Regions from separate parts of the Homo sapiens genome. Here region 2 is linked to region 1. A link is a loop called in an ENCODE intact Hi-C map of the cell type or tissue named here. Cell type or tissue: HepG2. All regions are shown on one strand. Each heading gives the region's core, and the rest is flanking DNA. Links, peaks and the distances in the headings are about the cores only. Region 1 overlaps FMNL2 (formin like 2). Region 2 overlaps FMNL2 (formin like 2).

The links. A loop is a pair of places that touch in the nucleus more often than their neighbours do. Peaks named below come from ENCODE experiments on the same cell type or tissue, not always from the same donor. Only the 100,000 strongest peaks of a DNase experiment are listed, where the experiment ranks them.
Region 2: a loop joins it to region 1, with 3 times the contacts of the local background. A loop is called at or near these places in 8 of 110 quality-filtered maps.

What each region holds. Positions count from the first base shown.
Region 1 is chr2:152,400,988-152,410,943 of GRCh38, reverse strand. All of the region lies in intron 1 of FMNL2 (formin like 2), which reads right to left. Among named protein-coding and RNA genes, the nearest start is that of FMNL2, 71 kb to the right of the region's middle. RefSeq lists enhancers at 5,375-5,669, 8,394-8,893, 8,894-9,395. In HepG2, for the core only: no CTCF peak of the experiment used is centred there; a DNase peak (open chromatin) is centred at 5,533.
Region 2 is chr2:152,345,677-152,355,632 of GRCh38, reverse strand. The region is part of intron 1 of FMNL2 (formin like 2); the gene reads right to left. Among named protein-coding and RNA genes, the nearest start is that of FMNL2, 15 kb to the right of the region's middle. In HepG2, for the core only: no CTCF peak of the experiment used is centred there; DNase peaks (open chromatin) are centred at 2,052 and 5,102; H3K4me3 peaks cover 670 bases.

The sequences.
Region 1 (9,956 bases), core at 1,409-9,408:
ACAGAGGGGAAATAATTTGGGGCAAAGGGAACTAGCAGGGCTCTCCTCCCACAACGACCCCTCTAGGAAGTCAGCAAGCTACCGTAAGGCCACTCTGCTCACAACATTTATACTTCTCTCCCAAGGGGGGGTCTCATTTCAATCAAGCAAATCCTTCATGGGGATAGGATTCACTTTTTTACCCAGAAGAATAAGTTTATGTTAAGGGAATAAAAAGGTTCAAGCATTCACCATGAGTCCGAAAAGCCAAGCACAGACAGACCTTGGTGGGGTGGGGGTGAAGGGATGGTGGTCCACCAGGCGTGAGCCCCTTGACTGGCCCACTATTGAAGTCACAGTACCAAATTCAAGATTTAGCTAGCATTCCTCCTGAGTCAGTGAGAAATTGGATCAGTTACATGTTGCTCAGCCAGGTCTGAGAATCCTGGGGCCTTGGCACAATAGCTTTCAAAATACTACATTGACTCAGCAAGAACTCTGACCATGAACAGACTTCCTCTCCTGGTTCTAAAAGTCTGATCTGGAGAAATCAGAATAAATGTAGTCCTTCCCAGAGAAGGTCTTGTCAATCAATGACTATCACTGTACTACTGCAGTGAGACGCCAATCATTTCACTGGCTAAATGAGAAGACAATGTGATGGTGTGATGTGTGAATTTGAGCTCCACTGGGAGTAGGTACTGGTCTGCTGCTAGAGTCAACACCTGTACATGTGACCAAAGCATGGCACAAAGGCACTGTGTTCACAACCTGTGCTCCATATCGACAGCAAGCACTTGGATTGACAGCTGTTTTCTGAAGGCTGAAAGATGAAATCAACACTGATGAAAGACTATTGGCTGTTCTCTAGGAAGAAGAGTCCATAAACATGACCGAGACAGAACTGTATTGTTCATTCCTGCCACCCCCGTTGCTTCTTTTCCAAAACTGTCACTTAAAAACCATCTTTTTCCTACTCGTTTTGTCTCGAGTTCACACACCTAGACTATTACTAAGCTATTATTGTTTCTGCCTCTAAAATATATCTTTGGGTCAATTTTTCTTTATTTTGATAACCCTGACTACATCCACCAGGTGCAGTATTGCATCATGGTTACAAATCCCAGCTTTGCCCCTAAGCAATATGACCCTGGGAAAATTATCTACTACTCCCAGCTACCATCTGAAAATGGTGACTGTAAGGATTAAATGGGGGAAAAACACATACAAAGTTCTCCATAAAGTATCAATGCCATCATCAGCTTCATCGTTAATCAGGGTCCGATTACTGCATAACTACTACTATGCCATGTCCTCTGTACCCAGAGTCACCATTAGCAGTCATGTTGGTGGCAACTCCATTTGATGTAACTCTCAACTATATCCCATATCAAATGGGAAACTTATCCACAAGACTGTGAAACTTCACCATGCCTTCTCCATGACCTCACTCACACTCCTTTCCTTAACTTCCCCCAGTCAGGGAAACTAACTCTCTGCTCCTGACCTCCTTTTTAAACTTCTGAAAAAAGCAGCAGGGGAGGGGCTCTCAAACTAGTTTTACCCACAGCAGAGACCATGATTTTATTACCTTTCTCCATATCCTCACCAAAAAAAACCATTGCTTATATAAAGAATTAATAAGTGGCGTCTTATCATCTTTATACTGAAGGCATTTTTGCCAGCTGCCATTTTTCTAATCCCTCACAGCAATTGAGAATTTTTTTTAAGCCTTGAATGTGGCAGTCGGATTTGAGCTAATCATTTGGAATTATACTGTCTTTATTTCTTTGGAGCATCTTTGAAGTATCTTGTTATATAAATGAAATATGGGGTGAGGAAGGAAAGGATGCACCTACGAACACTGCTTCGAAGGTTCTTGACTCATAACTTTAAAAGCCTGAGAAGAAATTTATGAAGCCAATTGCAAACCCTTCTTCCCTCTTAACCAGGAAACTTCTAGTTCTTTGTTGTTTTAAAGTATCTGCTAAGGATTGACTTTAGAAATCAATGCACTGCACAGCAAGCATTTCACCCATCCTGACAGAACTACAGATGGTCCCTGACTTACAATTTTCCAATTTTACAATGGTGCAAAAGCGATATATATTCAGTAGAAACCATAATTCCAGTACCCATACGACCATTCTGTTTTTTCAATTTCAGTACAGTATTCAATAAATTACATGAGATATTCAACACTTTATTATAATAGGCTTTGTGTTAGATGGTTTTGCCAACTATAGGCTAATGTCAGTGTTCTCAGCATGTTTAAGGTAGTCTAGGCTAGGATGTTTCATAGGGTAGCTATATTAAATGCATTTTTGACTTACAATATTGTCAATATTTTCAACTTACAATGGGTTTATCAGGGCAAAAAAAAACCCGTAAGTCTAGGAGCATCTGTATTTCAAGGAGAAACAAAATCTCACACACAATTCCTAAATTTCATTTAATCTCTGCTATAGCTTGGGAAAAACAGACAAGAGGGAAGAAAATGCTAAGCCAGCAGTTTGCCAGCAAATATGAAGCCCCAGATACTGTAATTTCAATTCTCACTCCCTGGAAGCTTTAAATGCATAAATGTTTTATAAACCAATTGACAAAGCTTACTCACTTGTCCTAAGAAACATAATACGACAAAGACACAGAAGAGAACATTAGGGCTACGATAAAGATACAAGGTAGAATTCATTGTGTTTAAAAGTGTTTTTTTTAAAAAAGTTCTTTGAAGATAAAAAGACCTAAGTGCTACATATGATTACTTATCACAACTACTCAATATCTATTATCCTACAGGCAGAATCCAAGGCTCTGTGTTAAGTAACTTTCAAATATGTACCTTATTCTGAGCTGGGAACAACACTAATCCACCTACCAGAGAAACTCTCCAACCCTGTTCTCTGCCACCTTCCAGCCCCCATATGTCACTCAGAAGGCAGAGTGACTTTTCCAACCCAAGTTACTTAAGCTAATTCTCGTCTTTCACAAACAGATCCTTCAGCAGCCCCCAGCCTACCTGCACAAAATGCTGGATACCTTGGAAGAGCTACAGGAACTGTTTCTTTCAGCTACTGAGTACCTACTGTGTGCCAGGTACTGCAGTGGTGATTGTTTTTTATTAGACACCACTATGATTAATTTGCTCAGCCTAGAAAATCCATTTCTCCCTGGAAGATGAAGAAAAGGGAAGACAAAGAGGTTTGCTTCTAATTAAGACGAAACCAACAAACAAGCCTGACCCAGGCCATGAAATTGTACTCTCATTGGTTTATGAACACCAGAAAGAGGGCTTGGTACAGCAGCAGCCAGAGCCAACAGACTCAATGGGGCAGATAAAAATTCAAAATTCAGCCAAAATGCTGAAAAGAGAAGAAACATAGGTTCCTCTTCGTTTAATGCACGAGCCACTCTGGCTACTAGGCCACAACTGAGCAGACAAAAAGATTTGGGGACTTTTCCAGTGAACCGAGAAATGTGAGCAGGAGGGGCAGGCATGAAGAGCTCCACCCACACCCCTGAAGGGAGGCGCTGTCAGGAGTCGGCAGAAAGGCAGACACTGACACACCGCATCGCCCAGGGCTGGAAGGGTTTCTCCCAAACGACTGTAAAAAAAGAAATGAAAAGGGAAACAAATAGCATCTGCTAATAGTAACTCCTCATATTCCATTGATGTTATGTTCACCCTATTACTAGAACTCCCTGAGGGTGGCAGGCATTTAGAGGAAATGACATTCTGAAGCTTCAGGGGGAAAGAAAAAAAAAACAAAAACAGAAAGTGAAAAATATTTTAGAGTTCTTTAAGATGTTAATTTAACATCAACATAAGTATAATGACAAACACTCATTAATTACCTTAAGCACTGTGCAAAGAGTTTTCAGATGCTCGGTTTCTAATCGTCCCAGCAACCCAGTATGGAAAATAATATTTTCCTGACTTTTTCAGGTGGGAAAACTGATGCTTAGAGAAGTTAATCTTTCCTCTCAAGATTACAAAGTGACAGAGCCAGGATGAAGTCTGGGTGACTCAGGAAGCTTTTTTCTTCTTTTCCAGTTCATCACATTCAATACCTTTAAATCATTTATAAAAATGTTTCAGTTATAGTCCTATGCCAGGCACCAGGAAGTAATGTGAGAAAATGAAAACAATAAACTTTTCTAAATCAGTAAGAACAAAATGTAAATGAAACGTCTTAGACTTAAAGTGGAACAGTACGTGGTGCCTGGAAGGTCATATGGTTAAATTCTAAATTTAACCATTCTCTCAGACTAAATTTGCTCATCTGTAAAATGGAGGTGATAATATCAAAAGCAATGACTCAACTCAGATAAAAGGTACACTTCCACACAAACATCATTTGTCAAAAATTATGCTACCATCATAACAATTCAAATCTAGGAGGAGAAAGTGTGGGCTGTAGAAGGAATTGAGACTACCATCTTGATGGAGCTATCAAATATCTTCAATCACATCATTTAAGTCACTCAAAAGGGGAAGAAGCCCATAACAAAATAATGGGCCTTAGCTCCCACACACCAGTCTCTTTCCTCCTCTTCCTCTGATTCTTTTCTCTACTGTTAACACCAATTGTAACCTAACAGAGTGCTAATGTCTGCTCAAGTTCAAGCTTACACTATAGCTCTCTCTCCCCACTCAAAATGCTACTGAACACAGTAGATAACTATCTCAGTTCCCTCTTTGACAAGAAAAACAACATGAATGTAAATTACATGGAACCCATATTCTATAATACTGGAATTAAAGAATAAGGATTTAACCACATTGCAGACATTCTCTACTACTGAAGGAAAAAAATGTGCAGCATACACTTATAGACATAGGGAATCATAACATTTCAGAGCCTGAAACAACAAATGAAACTAATCTAATCCAGCCTCCTTTTGTAGTCACAAGAGATATATATACCTTGCCCAAAATCTGTCTTAAGGCTAAATTATGACAGAATGTCCTGAAAATCAGAAGAATTCTTACTCTTCTACATCCCCCTAGCTTCTGAATAACAACTCAATGTATATCATGTATTCTTAAAGACTTTACTATGTTATAATATATGTAGTTTTAAATATCCACCCATATCAATATCATTCTGCATAGATAGAACTTCCAATAAGGCAGCCAAGTGAACTGTTCAAAAACCTACTGCAAACCATAAAAATCAAAGACCCAGAACCAGGAATCAGGAGACCCAGGTACTAATTAGTCCTGATTATCACTGACCAGTTTCTAGATCTCAAGTCACTTTACTTCAACTTGGCCTTTGTTTCTAAAACCATAAAGAGGAGTTGGACCAGTTGGTCTCTAGGGTCCTTTCCAACACCTAAAGCTCCCTAATTCTCAACCACCTGGCACGCAAGGTAGACACAGGAAAACCAACACTTTCATTACAAAAAGTCACAAGGAAAAAAAATCACAAGACATCACAAGAGCTTTAAGGAAAACTGTGTTGAAGCTATGCTTGCTTTGGGGTTTTTCCAGAGGTAAGCACTGTGTTTTCCAAAGGCAAACAGTTCCCTTTCTCCAGAACAAGGACAGGATGTTGGGGACATGAGTCATTCTGTTGACATTCTAGGTACTGGTCAGTTGGAGGACAGGAACCACATCAGCTTCCTAGAGAGCACAGAAGAAAAATCTGCTCCAAAAAAGACCAGAAAGGAAGATGCGTTGAATGTCAGAAGGACCTTTGCTTCCCAAACCTTTCCAATCCAGCCTTCTAGTTAATGATAATGCCCAGCTCATTATAGCCAAAGGAGTAAAAACTTATTTCTAGAACCCCAGCGTCCATACAAGCAGCTAGATGCCAGGGATAAAACAGCCTCCCAATACTAGTAAGACCACCAACAATTTACAGCCTCAACTTCTGTTCCCAAGCATGTATCCTTTCTTTCTCAACATGTCAGAATACGGATGTGCCTTTACCAACCATTCTTTCCGGAGACAGGAATTAACAAAGACTGGTAAGAACCCCCGTCAGTTTTTCAAACTGGAGGAAGGTGATGCAGTACTCAGGGCCTGTTGTAGGGAGGCTCTGCTTATCTTAAGACAAAAATCAACTTGTAGATAGACATCAACACACAATGTTCTCCATCTCATGTTATTTCAACATGGGAGAAAATGCCACATGTGACCAGCTCATCCTCCTCTTCTCAAAAAAATTTTATACATATAATTTATTCCACACCCACTCTAGGATGGTAGCTAACGGCACCCACTGGACTGAATGATGCAAATAAGGATCCGTTCTGCCTTTGTTGTGTTTAATGCTGCTGCCACTGCCACCGCCACCACCACCAATTTTTGATTAGGACTCTGCTGGAGAACTCTGCAGAAAAATTAATCTAAACATAATCCTTCTGAATCCCTTACCTACATCAGAATTCCAGGTCACTCCAAATATGCATTCACTCACTCAGCCATCATTGGCAATCAGATGACACAAACACCCCATTACGAGTAATTCTGAGGGCTCAAGTTGTAGGAAGAAACAGAAAATGACATTATCCCCAAAGATGATATATATTTCATTATTTTTTCTATTTAAATTCAGCTTGGTGTCCCCTTTCTCTGTTAAGTGCCTGTGAACCACTGCAATGCTATGGGATGTGAGGAGATACAAGATAACCAAAAAACAAAATGTTTATGTAGGAAAGGAAAAGCTTGTCCATTGATACGTATTTAACTGAACAAACCGATGATACACAGTAGTAACAGTTACATTCATTGAAGATGCATTAATTCATTCAATAAACATGTTCTGGGGCTGCAGAAAGACCCAGAGATGGAAGTCTGAAGATGTGCTTCAATGTCCAAAAAAAAGGCGGGGGGTATGGATTGATAACCAATGTGTGAAGTCCTTTTACATTTATTTATTTATTTATTGAGACGGAGTCTCGCTCTGTCACCAGGCTGCAGTGCAGTGGCGTGATCTCGGCTCACTGCAACCTCTGCCTCCTGGGTTCAAGCAATTCTCCTGCCTCAGCCTCCCAAGAAGCTGGGACTACAGGGGCTCACCACCATGTCCAACTAATTTTTGCATTTTTAGTAGAGAGGGGGTTTCACCATGTTGGCCAGGTTGGTCTCAATCTCTTGGCCTCATGATCTACCCACCTTGGCATCCCAAAGTGCTGGGATTACAGGCGTGAGCCACTGTGCCCGGCCCTACATTTATTTCTTATAATTCTGTTAGCTAAAGATCATTTTAGAGACAACAGGGTCACAAAGGTGACGTGAATTGGGCAGCAGAGCTGAGACCAAAACCTTAGCTTTCAGGCCACCAAGTATGTGATCTGTCACTACTCCTACACCAGGCAGAAAGCATTACAAAGGCACACAAAAAGTCAAAGAGGAATTCTGTAGTGCCAGAAAGGAAGTACTTAAAAAAAAAAAATGAGTGTATGCCAAGAAAGGGACACAGAAGCCAAGTAAGGAGCTCCCAATGGTCAAAGCTGAAACGATTCAAACAAAATAAAGCAGTATTAGATTCTAACCCAAAGGATAAAAACATCCATGAGTCCACACTGATACAAATGACTGAATACATAAATGGGGAAGAAGAGACAAATCTCCCAGGCAGAAGAATTCCAAATAAGTTAGATAGATCCTCCTCTCTCAACATCCCACTCCTCAAGTGTACGCTGTACACAGTGACGTCCTTCTGAAGATGACAGAGCTGTTTGGGTTTTTGCTTGTTGTTTTTACAGTTTTGTGGGTTTTTTTTTTTTTTCAGTTTACAGTACAGAAACTTGGCAAACGCTACCTCCGCCAAGTGATAAGGATCAGCATGTGATAAGTCACACTGATATGTGATGAAAATGGCACTTTACCTCTGTCATCCTCCCCCTCAAAATCCACAACCCCAGTTGAATCGCCACAGAAAAACAACAGACAAATCTCAATTGAGGGGTATTCTACAAAACACCTGACCAGTACTCCTCGAAACTGTCAAGATCATCAAAAACAAGGAAAGTCTGGGACACTGTCACAACCAAAAATAGCCTGGGGCTCCACGACAACTAAATGTGACACCGCATCCTGGATGGGATCCCCGGACCGAAAAAGAACATTAAGTATCAACTGAGGAAAGGTGAATAAAGCACAGACTTTAGCTAATTATAAGGTAACTGTATTGGCTCATTAAGTGTGATAAACATACCATTCTAACTTAAGATAATAATGGGGGAAACTAGATACAGGATATGTGGGAATTCTCTGTATTATAGCCTCATTTTTCCCATACATCTGAAACTATACTACAACAAAAAGTTTATTTTTTAAAAAGTCAAAGAGGAAGGAATGAGAGAGCTGTGTGCAAGGGAGAGCAGATGAATGAACCTGGCCAAATTCATTTTGGCAGCAACTATCTGTCCTTGCACCTTCCTACCCTCACTCTCCTGTCTTCGTGGACCAGTAAACATCACAAAAGATCTTCAAGGCAGAATTCAGTTGAGGTCTCAATTTGCTCCTGTTAAGAGCTGGGCCACACTCAGAGGGTAGATCAGTTTTATTCAGTGACCAGAGATCCAATTGGCACTTTCTGCTCTTTTCCAAGAGGGAAAGGATCCTGGAGCCCGCTCCCCAAAAACAGCAGGGAATGTGCCTGGCCTGCTAAGGAAAGATACTTCATGCAGGTTCCCCTCCACTCCGCCCTCTGACTTAGAGCACACCTGTTCATACCTTCATGTTTCACCACTATTTACAGATGAGAACAACGCTTAGCATTTATGGGCTTTTAAAAGATCAAACACGGCCGGGCGTAGTGGCTCACGCCTGTAATCTCAGCACTTTGGGAGGCCAAGGCGGGCGGATCATGAGGTCAGGAGATCGAGACCATCCTGGCTAACATGGTGAAACCCTGTCTCTACTAAAAATACAAAAAATTAGCTGGGTGGCATGTGCCTGTAGTCCCAGCTACTCAGGAGGCTGAGGCAGGAGAATGGCATGTGAGCCCGGGAGGCGGAGGTTGCAGTGAGCTGAGATCGCGCCACTGCATTCCAGCCTGGGTGACAGAAAGAGACTCCGTCTCAAAAAAAAAAAAAAAAAAAAAAAAAGATTAAACACAACATCTGAAACTACCTAAAAATAGTTCAGTTTTTTTCTCTGCCTCTCTCTTTTTGGTCAATTTTCAAGTTTTATGAATAGCGTATTAGGCCAAACTGATTATAATAACCACTTCATCAAGCACCTGTCAGAAATGAACTTTAGGCTCAAAGGCAGGAGAGGAGCACCTGGAGAACTCTAAGAAATGGAAAAAAGCCCCAACCTGAATCAACAGCCTCCCCTCCACTGACCTAACAAGCACACCCAAATCCAAGGCCAATCTCTAAATAAAGATTTCAAATGAAACTGTGAATGCCGCTGACATGGTCATGAACTTATTCTTTGATATTTTGCACAGATTAAAGCTTTTTGCCTCCAAGCACTTCTCCTTCCCCTTTCAAGATCAAAAAGGAAGAATTCTTCAAGCATAAATGACAGGTGGGATTTCAATTCAACTCAACTAACTCATGGGCATCTACCAGGTGAAAAGGCAGTGTGCCAGGTATGCAGAAACCACTAGGACTGTGTATGCCTCCTGTGTCACTTCATTTGGAGGGGTGAGATGTCCAACGTGAACTTTTAGGGACCTTTATTAGGACACACATTTATTTTCTTTGACAGGACACATTTAAATTAATAGCTTCTCCTAAAGGCATTGAAGAACTACATAGGGACTTCTGTAAAATAATACTTTTTGAAACTGATAAATTCCCCAAACTTTCAGAGCTAAAATTCCCTCCACTCCATCCCACCCCAGTGTCCATAAATGCAGTCATATCACAGGCCCAGGCCTGTTGAGAGCTACAATGAAATAGTCTTAGCAGTTCACACTTCTCCTAGTACATGAAACTGTTTCACAGGATAATTCCCAACATCTTCCTACATGTAACTTTATTGAGAACTGAGTCACATACTCCTTGCA
Region 2 (9,956 bases), core at 1,320-9,319, 55 kb after region 1:
ACAAAGGGTCAGATTTTCATTTCTAGATGCACCCTGCATATCTGCTGCTCCTTTGAACTTCATGGGAGTTTCTTCCCAGAAGGACTACATGCAGCACAGAGAACCACCCAAAAGCAAGCTTAGTCACTGGGACATGAGAAAAACCTAAAGCCCTAAAAAAATTACTCCTAAAGCAGGGGACAAGGTTTGGGAAGGAAAGCTCCTGAATGGAAACCAAGACAAGACGAATAGTTTCTACTGCCAAAGACCGGGGATGACCCATCAAGGTCTTATTTTCAATGGAATAAAGCAGTGGTTTTCTTGGGGCAATGAAAAAGATATCATCTAACTCCCAATTTTGTTTCTGCTCAAGAAAAAATAAATGTTTGTGATGCTGTTAGGTTTCATTTATAATTCTCCTCTTTGTTCACTTTTGGCAGTTACCATCATGAGCATTAGAGTAACGTCTAGCACCCCGCCAAAAATACCAGCATTGTGATTGATGTGTGATTCAAAAAAGCTGTCAAAAGGAATACTCCAAAAGAAATGAGTCACATGGCTAGGCCAGGCATGCTATTATTTTTGTACCATATTATAATCCTTTTCATCTGGACCTTCTTAGAGTTGGCTTATTACTTCCTTTCATGCTATTCTAAGCTGACTAAAGGCTACAATAAACGGCATAAGAAGCCTGACAGAATGGGTTCATACCTTCATTACTAAAATACAAAAATTAAGGCTATTTGATATGGAAATAGGGCACCAAGAAAAACATGCACACAGCTTCCGCCCATGCAATTTAAGAACCCTTAAGGGTCTGAGAACACAGAGAATTTTATCTCAGACTAGTCTGACAGTGCTATCAAATATTCTTTTATCTCACCAACTTAAAAAAGTAGATTGCCACTACAAAAATTTAGGGCAAAAGTGATATTTATCAGCTGAGAGAAAAATGAGCAATTTTCCTCACCAGATAGTAAGAAAGATGTGTGCATCTTTAGAAAATTCTAGGCTCTCATTTCTGGATGGTGGTGTGTTTTTATTTGATTTGGGACTAGCCTTTGTTTCATAAGCTTAGCTCTGTCTGACTCAGCAAGATCACGTAGGACGCAACCCAAACAGATTAATATAGAACCTTCTGGAAAAAATAACGCAGGGGTTTACTGGGGAATGTAATCTGTAATGTCTTCTTTCTGTGCCTCCTAGATCAAGTCAGATGGCACCGTATTCTTGATTTAAAACAATGCATCTTTTATTGAACAATGCTGTTAATCAAACAGAAAACCATCTATATACAAGTTACACAATTTTTTTTTTTGCCACTACTGGAATTCAGAATAATTCCAAATGACTCCATCCATTCCAGGATGGAGCTGGAGCCAAACAAAACTTCAACAGCAGTTTCTTCAAGGCTCAAATGGTCACAACTTCAATGTATTTTCTCATTGTGAACAAGCTGCTCAGTGGTCACAGCACCATATGTAGCATGGCAGTTGTCTGTTCCAATTATGAAAACACTAGCACTTCCATTAGGCTCTGAAATGGAATAGCCCAATGCCCTGAAACACCTGGGTCTCTTTTTCTAGAAAGAACAAAATATACAAGAGTCAACATAAATCCAAGTGGGGCTGCATGCATGGACCAGAACTTTGAAAACACTGATGTATCACAGAAGGTCAGTAGGTACAATCTTATGGCAAGAGTAGCAAATACAAGCCACCATTAGTTCAATTCTGGGCGTTCTGGGGGCCCTGCTTCACTTGTTCTTCACATTTGAGGTTGATGATGATTTAACTAAAGTTACCTGTAAAATATACTAGAATCCAGTTAAAGTCCACAGCTTGGACCCTAAAGCCAGTGCTTTAATAAAGTCAAATTTTAAAAGAGTACAAAATAATCAGAACAACCACTTCTTGTGAGGTGCTTACCTGACTGCCACAACTTGACTGTACTAAGCAATATCACTTAATATCCATAACAAGTCAAAAAGGTAGCTCTTGAGCTCATGACGGATGTGGCTACCAAGGCTTAGAAAGGTCAATCAATTAGTAAGCAGCAAAATCCTGATTCAAACTCAGGTTTAGTCCAAAGTCCAAGATCATAAACAAGCTTTGTTAAATAGACTTTGCAGAAAAGACTGTGGGCTTTCTAACAAAGTGAGTATAGGGACATATACTTACTTTCTGATGCTTGCAACCTAGAGAAGTAAGGCTTAGAGTCGACTGCCTTTGGGGTAGATTCTCTTACCACCTAAAAGGCTGATCCTGGTATTAATACTTTTTACCAGATTCTTCCAAGTTGTTTGCACAGATATACCTAGACACACACTCAAATCTCTAAGCATTCAGGCACAGAGCAGAATTCATGCAATTATGTATTATAACCTTCAGCCAAAGTAAGTTGTCTAGATTTATCAGCTTAATCTAAAATATTAGAAACTTCAACTTTAATATGTCCTTCTATAGCACATTATAAACATAACACATATATGTATGATAAATGCCTTTAAATATCCTATAATCTTCATTCTCTTACCTCCAGTATCTCATCTACTAGGCAGTTAACTACTCAAAGGCAAAAGGGAAAATAAAATTCACCTTTGTGTCCCAGCATCTCAAGAGGCCTTGCTTGGTACACTCAAGCAAAACATTGGTTAAATAGAAATAAGATCACATGGCATTTGTTTTTTTAAAAATAAGCAATCTCCAACACAAGGCCTACTAACACAATATAATAATGGTTGTTCTTCTCACATGGAAGTCCAAGTCTATGGGTTATCACTGAGGGCTGAGCAAAGGCTTACCACACAGCCTTCAAGCTGTAACAACACAGCCATTTTACTAGGGGCATTTAAAAAAACAAAGGTTCAGAGACAGTTGTCTGAAAGAGAGCCTTCAGAAAGCCTTCAGAGGACAACTGTTACTAGAAAAAAAAAAAAAAGATTTGATCACAAGCTTATTTGGCCTTTACTATTTCAATAGTGAACAGTGGCTTTATTCATCCAGTTCTCATTTTATCTGTAATTTTTCTGAAGGATATGTAGTTACTGTTGGTTCTGGGTATATAACAAAATGAACACAGACTGAAAAGATGATGAGCTTGCCATCACAAGGCTGTCAATTTACTTTGAAACATTTATATTTATTCTACATATAGCTTATATTTACATAATATTTTTGCATTGGGAGTCAAAACAGAATGTTAGGAGCACGGCTTTTGAGTCGAGAAATTTGATTTTCAGCTTTATTACCTACTAGAAATATGTGTTCTCAGGTAAGATTTTTAACTTCCCTAATCCTGAGTTTCTCATATATGAGACAGGGATATACCTACCTTTCAGGTTTCCTGAGCTACCATTCATGTTTACTGAAACGATTAAAGAAATACACAAGTGACCTATATTGTATTATTACTGAACATGCATGAAATCCACATTTAAACCCACATTAGGGCTACCTTAAAATCCTCACAATAAACAAAGCCACTAATATGTATTTAAAGACTTATTCTGATATCGAATTGTGTAAACCTACTGGCAAGCAGGAAGATACCAAAATTCCCACCCATCCTCCAGTCACTGCTAGAGGTCTGAGAGTTCTAAGTCAGAATTGCCCACTTTTCTTTTGTGGCTTCTCTTTTAATCATGCTTAAAGGTTCTCAAACTTTAACACGCATAAGAATTGCTTTCTAGGAGCTCATCATCACTAGTCATTAGAGAAATGCAAATCAAAACCACGATGAGATACCACCTCATGCCAGTTAGAATGGTGATTATTAAAGTCAGGAAACAACAGGTGCTGGTGAGGCTGTGGAGAAATAGGAATGCTTTTACACTGTTGGTGGGAGTGTAAATTAGTTCCACCATTGTGGAAGACAGTGTGGTGATTCCTCCAGGATCTAGAACCAGAAATACCATTTGACCCAGCAATCCCATTATGGGTATATACCCAAAAGATTATAAATTATTCTACTATAAAGACACATGCACACGTATGTCTACTGCAACACTATTTACAATAGCAAAGACTTGGAACCAACCCAAATGCCCATCAATGATAGACTGGATAAAGAAAATGTGGCACATATACACCATGGAATACTATGCAGCCATAAAAAAGGATGAGTTCATGGCCTTTGCAGGGACATGGATGAAGCTGAAAACCATCATTCTCAGCAAACTAACACAGGAACAGAAAACCAAATGCCACAAGTTCTCACTCATAAGTGGGGGTTGAACAATGAGAACACATGGACACCGGGAGGGGAACGTCACACAATGGAACCTGCTGGGATTGGTGGGAAAGGGGAGGGAGAGCATTAGGACAAATACCTAACGTATGCAGGGCTTAAAACCTAGATGACAGGTTGATAGGTACAGCAAACCATGGCATGTATACCTATGTAACAAACCTGCACGTTCTGCACATGTATCTCAGAACTTAAAGTAAAATTTAAAAGAAATAATAATTGCTTTCTAGGGTTGTTTCACTACAGAATTGAACATGTACTTTCATGGGCAACTTCAGGTATTTTTGGGATAATTTTAACTATACACAACTTTCACTTTATTTTTATCTTAAGAATTGCACCTCTTTATAAAATTCTTTTTGAGAAAGAGTCTCACTCTGTTACCCAGGCTGGAGTGCAGTGGTGTGATCTCAGCTCACTGCAGCCTCCGCCTCCCAGGTTCAAGCGATTCTCCTGCCTCAGCCTCCCAAGTAGCTGGGACTACAAGTGCGCGCCACCATACCCGGCCGATTTTTGTATTTATAATAGAGACAGGGCTTCACCGTGTTGGCCAGGTGGGTCTCGAAGTCCTGACCTCAAGTGATCTGCCCACCTCGGCCTCTCAAAGTGATGGGATTACAGGCGTGAGCCACCGTGCCCAGCCTTCTTTGTAAAATTCTTGTATGCCCCTTAAAATACAATAATTTTGTAAAGGAAATATAAAAAAGAAAAAGAGGGAAAGAATCTGAGCTACAAGCTAGTAGCAAGTTAACAGCAATAAAGTAATTCTCTTCCGTAATACCTTGCCTGTCCCAGGTCAACCTATAGCTTCAAGCAGACAAAGAAAGCCATTCTAAGTACTGGCCTTCAGAGTGCCTGCATTTAGGGCACAGCTCACACTGATCAAACAGTCCATTCTCAAACAGTCTGTCCCATGGGTCTAGAACAATGGCAATTCTGAAATACTCATTTCTTTGAAAATCACCTGAATTTAACAAGAGGCAGAACTCTGACTACACAAAACCACCTATAAGAAATGGCTCTGTTACCGACAACAGAGTGAGGGGACAGACTCCTGAGCCTCCACCTTGAGGCTGTCCCATGGGCAAGGTCTGAAGCTGTCTGGGCTGAGTATATCCCATATGCTGTGGAATGACCCTTCACTTGCTCCAGGGTCCCTGGAAACTGCTCCTGAACCAGCAAACGGAGAAACAAATCGTACTCTGGCTACTCCTCCCTCCCGAGGGCTCTTACCTGATCACACTAGCTGCCTGCTCCTCCTCACTCAGACCTTATCGGGATGACACCACTTCACATATCCCATTTTATTCTCCTCATGGCACTTTCCACCATCTAAACGCTCCATTTCTGTACCTGTGCATCCCCTTCAGGTCTGGCTTCCCCCTCTACGCCCTCCCATTAAAATGTAAATTCCTTGGGAGCAGACGTTCAATCGATCCCACCTCAGTACAGCATCCTCCAGTGCCTACAACACTGCCTGGCACACAGTAAACGCTCAAGAAATATTTTTTGGACTGTCTGAATAAAGCATATAAGCACCAAAGGAGCAAAAATGCACAATGTAGAATGAAAAGTGCAGCCCAGCAGTGGTTGGGACTGAGCTAGAATCTCACCTACTTCCTATTCCAAGGAAACATTTTCTGAACACTCAGAATTCAGAAAAGGCACCTTCCCTCCAAACCCTTAGCATATCTACATCTACACTGATTATGAAGCTCTCTGGGTTGCTTATTGTTGCTTGTTTCCCCAGCTACATCCTGAGTCCCTTGAGATTAAGGTCAGATTTTGCAGCATATAACACAAGTTGGACTCATTCAAAGCAGCTATTGTATGAAATAATGAGTTTAGTACAGAGGGTATGTGAAGAACGAACAAGAAGCATACATTTAATGACATCTTAGAGCTAACTCAGAAAACATAATAGTGTAGTGCAGTAGAAAGAAGCAGGCTGTCTCAGGCAGGCCTGGATTCAAACTCTGCCCCCAGGATTGGGTAGTGGCCACGTTAACACCCTCAGCCCATTGTCTCATTAGTAAAAGGAAGACAATACCTCCCTGGAAAAGTTGTCATGAGCATCAACGATAATGCATATAAAGCACCTAACAGAACTCGAGAGAATTCATAAACATCATTAGTTTACAGTGGAATGCACCCCGGAGTTTTAGTATGAAGACCTAGGACTGGATCACAAACTTCACCACCTTCTTATATAACTTCAAGCCATCCAGTCTCATGCCCTATTTGTCTCATTTATTTAAAACCCTTAGAAGTGGCCGGGCGCGGTGGCTCACGCCTGTAATCCCAGCACTTTGGGAGGCCGAGGCGGGTGGATCATGAGGTCAGGAGATCGAGACCATCCTGGCTAACAAGGTGAAACCCCGTCTCTACTAAAAAATACAAAAAATTAGCCGGGCGCGGTGGCGGGCACCTGTAGTCCCAGCTACTGGGGAGGCTGAGGCAGGAGAATGGCGTGAACCCGGGAAGCGGAGCTTGCAGTGAGCCGAGATTGTGCCACTGCAGTCCACAGTCCGGCCTGGGCGACAGAGCGAGACTCCGTCTCAAAAAAAAAAAAAAAAAAAAAAAAAAACCCTTAGAAGCACAGAAGACAATTGGAGAGCACTCTGCAAACAGCAAAGCACTAACATGCCAAAACAAAGAACGCTGCCCATTTAAACTTACCTCACTCCAACAAAAAAGAAAATATAAACTGCCCTCCTCCTCTTCTGCTAATTCACAAGGAGTCAGGGAAGCATGATGCCAACTTGTTGTCTCTGAATGTTTCGTATTCTTGGACACCTACCACAGTCAAGTGATAAGGGGAATACCAAGATGAATAAGAATCTATGACCAAGTGTCATTTCAACACAAAGGCAAGTTATGTGCAATTAATAGTCAGCCTAGTGTGGTCAGTTAAATAGGTATCCAGAGCAGCCACTCCAATTCCCAGTCCTCTTTCAGTGGGCACCGTTCCCTTATCAAGTCAGCAATCATTTGCTGGGACCCTTCCCAAGGCTAAGCCAAGTAAAAGCTGTCAGACCCCGTAAGACATGATCCTTGCCTTTCAGGAGCCCACAGTGTGAACTGGCAGGTGAAACAAAGACACAAACAAATGGCTAAGAATGTAATGAGCAACTACAAAGCTACATATGAAAGCATCTCCCTATTTTACAATCAGAAGTTATACAAAGTGATATTTAATCAAGTGCCTCATGAGTAAGAGATAATTCATACCACAAAGCGATCAAAGTAAGGAGAGTTGTTTTTCTCATCACCCCCATGCTGACGTGGGTCTGTAAGGACCCTCGGAAAAAGTGGGACTGTAGAAAACTTTGAAGGCTGGTATAGTTTCAGTAAGCAGAGAAGCGAAGAGAGCCCATCCTATGCAGGGGAATCACCGGGGGAAAAAAATACGAAGGAGAGAAAGCACAGGCCTAATCTGGGGACAGGGATTAAAAAACGAAAAAGAAAAAAAAAAAACTTCCAAGTTAGGGACTTGTAAAGAAACAGAAGAGGAGATGGGTCTGGCCAAGTCGTAGCTGGCTTCAGGAAGAAGGCTGTGAGGGATACAGGAGTTACAAAGCAGAGAAAAGAAGAGAGACCAACAAACGTGGCCATGAGCCCCTCAAATTTTATCTATTAATAATGTCTGGAATAACACAATAGGGCTGTGATGGGAAATTGAACCAGAACATGAAATTCACAGTCTTATACCTTTTAATATTTCAAGAGTCATCAAGAAAGATAACAAAAGCTAAAGGTCAGAACTTACACTTGAGAAGGAGCACATAAATTTTGTACCTACATATCCGTAATTCCAAGTATTAATGCCCAAAATTTCAAATGCTCATTTTCTCTGTGGCCATCCCTCCCCATTCATGCTTTACTTTGGGAACACAAATCAAAATATCCTCTTCTCAGTATTATGAAAAGCAGGGATACTATACACACAAACAAAAATACCATTAAGGTGATCAATGATGATATAACTAAAAGCAACAAGAAAATGCTGCAGTGTCAATATTTCCTAATGCTCAGGCCTACTTGGACTAGGAATGCTCTCAAAGGAAGTGGTGGAAACCTCATGGTTAGAGTCACTTGGAGTCAGACCACAAGGCACAATCCTGTGGCCTACTCTCTTCCACATGAAGTGTGACCGCTGAGAAAGTAAGTTCAGGTGAGCAATAACTGTGGCTGGGAGACCAGAAGCCAAGTCTCACCACTCCTGAAGAACAAGAGGGAGGGAGGGATTCTGATTCCTGATCTGGGAGTTGGTTGCAACTGTGTCTGGTTTGTGAAAAAAAAATTTTTTTTTTTTGAGACGGAATATCGCCCTGTCACCCAGACTGGAGTGCTGTGGCAGGATCTCGGCTCACTGCAACCTCCGCTTCCCAGGTTCAAGCGATTCTCCTGCCTCAGCCTCCCAAGTAGCTGGGACTACAGGTGTGTGCCACTATGCCCAGCTAATTTTTTGTATCTTTAGTAGATACGGGGTTTCACCATGTTGGCCAGGCTGGTCTCGAACTCCTGACCTCGTGATCTGCCCACCTCGGCCTCCCAAAGTGCTGGGATTATAGGCATGAGCCATGGCACCCAGTCTGAGCCACCGTGCCTGGCCATGAAAAGATTTTTTTAAAAGAGGATCAGGTAATATCATTCTAAAAAATGACCAAGAAAGAATTTTTAAATTTCTCCATTATCATTAGAAACATCAGAGGAAATCAATCGTGGAACTTTTTTTGTTGTTAGAGATAGGGTATCTTACTTTGTCACCCAGGCCGTAGTACAGTGGCATGATTACAGCTCACTTCAGCCTCGAACTGCTGGGCTCAAGCAATTCTCCCACCTCAGCCTCCCAAGTAGCTAGGACTACAGGGAGTGTGCCACTAAGCCAGTTTTTTTGTGTGTGGTTTCTTTTTTTAATTTTCACAGGCACAGGATCTTGCTGTTGCCCAGGCTGGTCTCAAACTCCAGGCCTCAAGCAGTTCTCCCACCTCAGCCTCCCAAAGCACTGGAATTACAGATGTGAGCCACCACACCCTGCCAGAACTTCTGATAATTACTGGTGAAATAATAAAAGTATAGGCCAGGTGCAGTGGCTCACACCTGTAATCCCAGCACTTTGGGAGGCTGGGGTGGGCGGATCACCTGAGGTTGGGAGTTCAAGAGCAGCTTGGGCAACATGATGAAACCCCGTCTCTACTACAAATACAAAAATTAGCCGGGCACAGAGGCATGCACCTGTAATCCCAGCCACTCTGGAGGCTGAGGCAGGAGAATCGCTTGAACCCAGGAGGTGGAGGTTGCAGTGAGCCAAGATTGTGCCACTGCACTCCAGCGTGGGCAACAGAGTGAGACTCCATCTAAAAAGAAGAAAAAGAAAAAAAAAACTATAGGTGTTTAATGTTAAAGACTTGTTTAATTAAATGAGAAATGAGACCTGGTAAATTCACAAATGATCTGGAGATTTCTAAGCCAAACAATGCTTTCCAAAAAGTGGACCCTGAGAACCAAACCAAACATTCTGCTATAAAAGGCCACTGGAGGGTGTAAACACTGGCAAGAGGAAGGGCTGCACAAGCCCAGGAGGCCACAGAGTTCTAAATGGCTTCTCCAGGTTCGCATCTGGATGGCCAAATTAGTTGGTGTAGAGTGACTTTATGGTAAGGCCCTGGGAATCCAAGTTTATGGCATCCTGGTCCCAAAACATTTGGCTTCCTAGGTTCACCAGG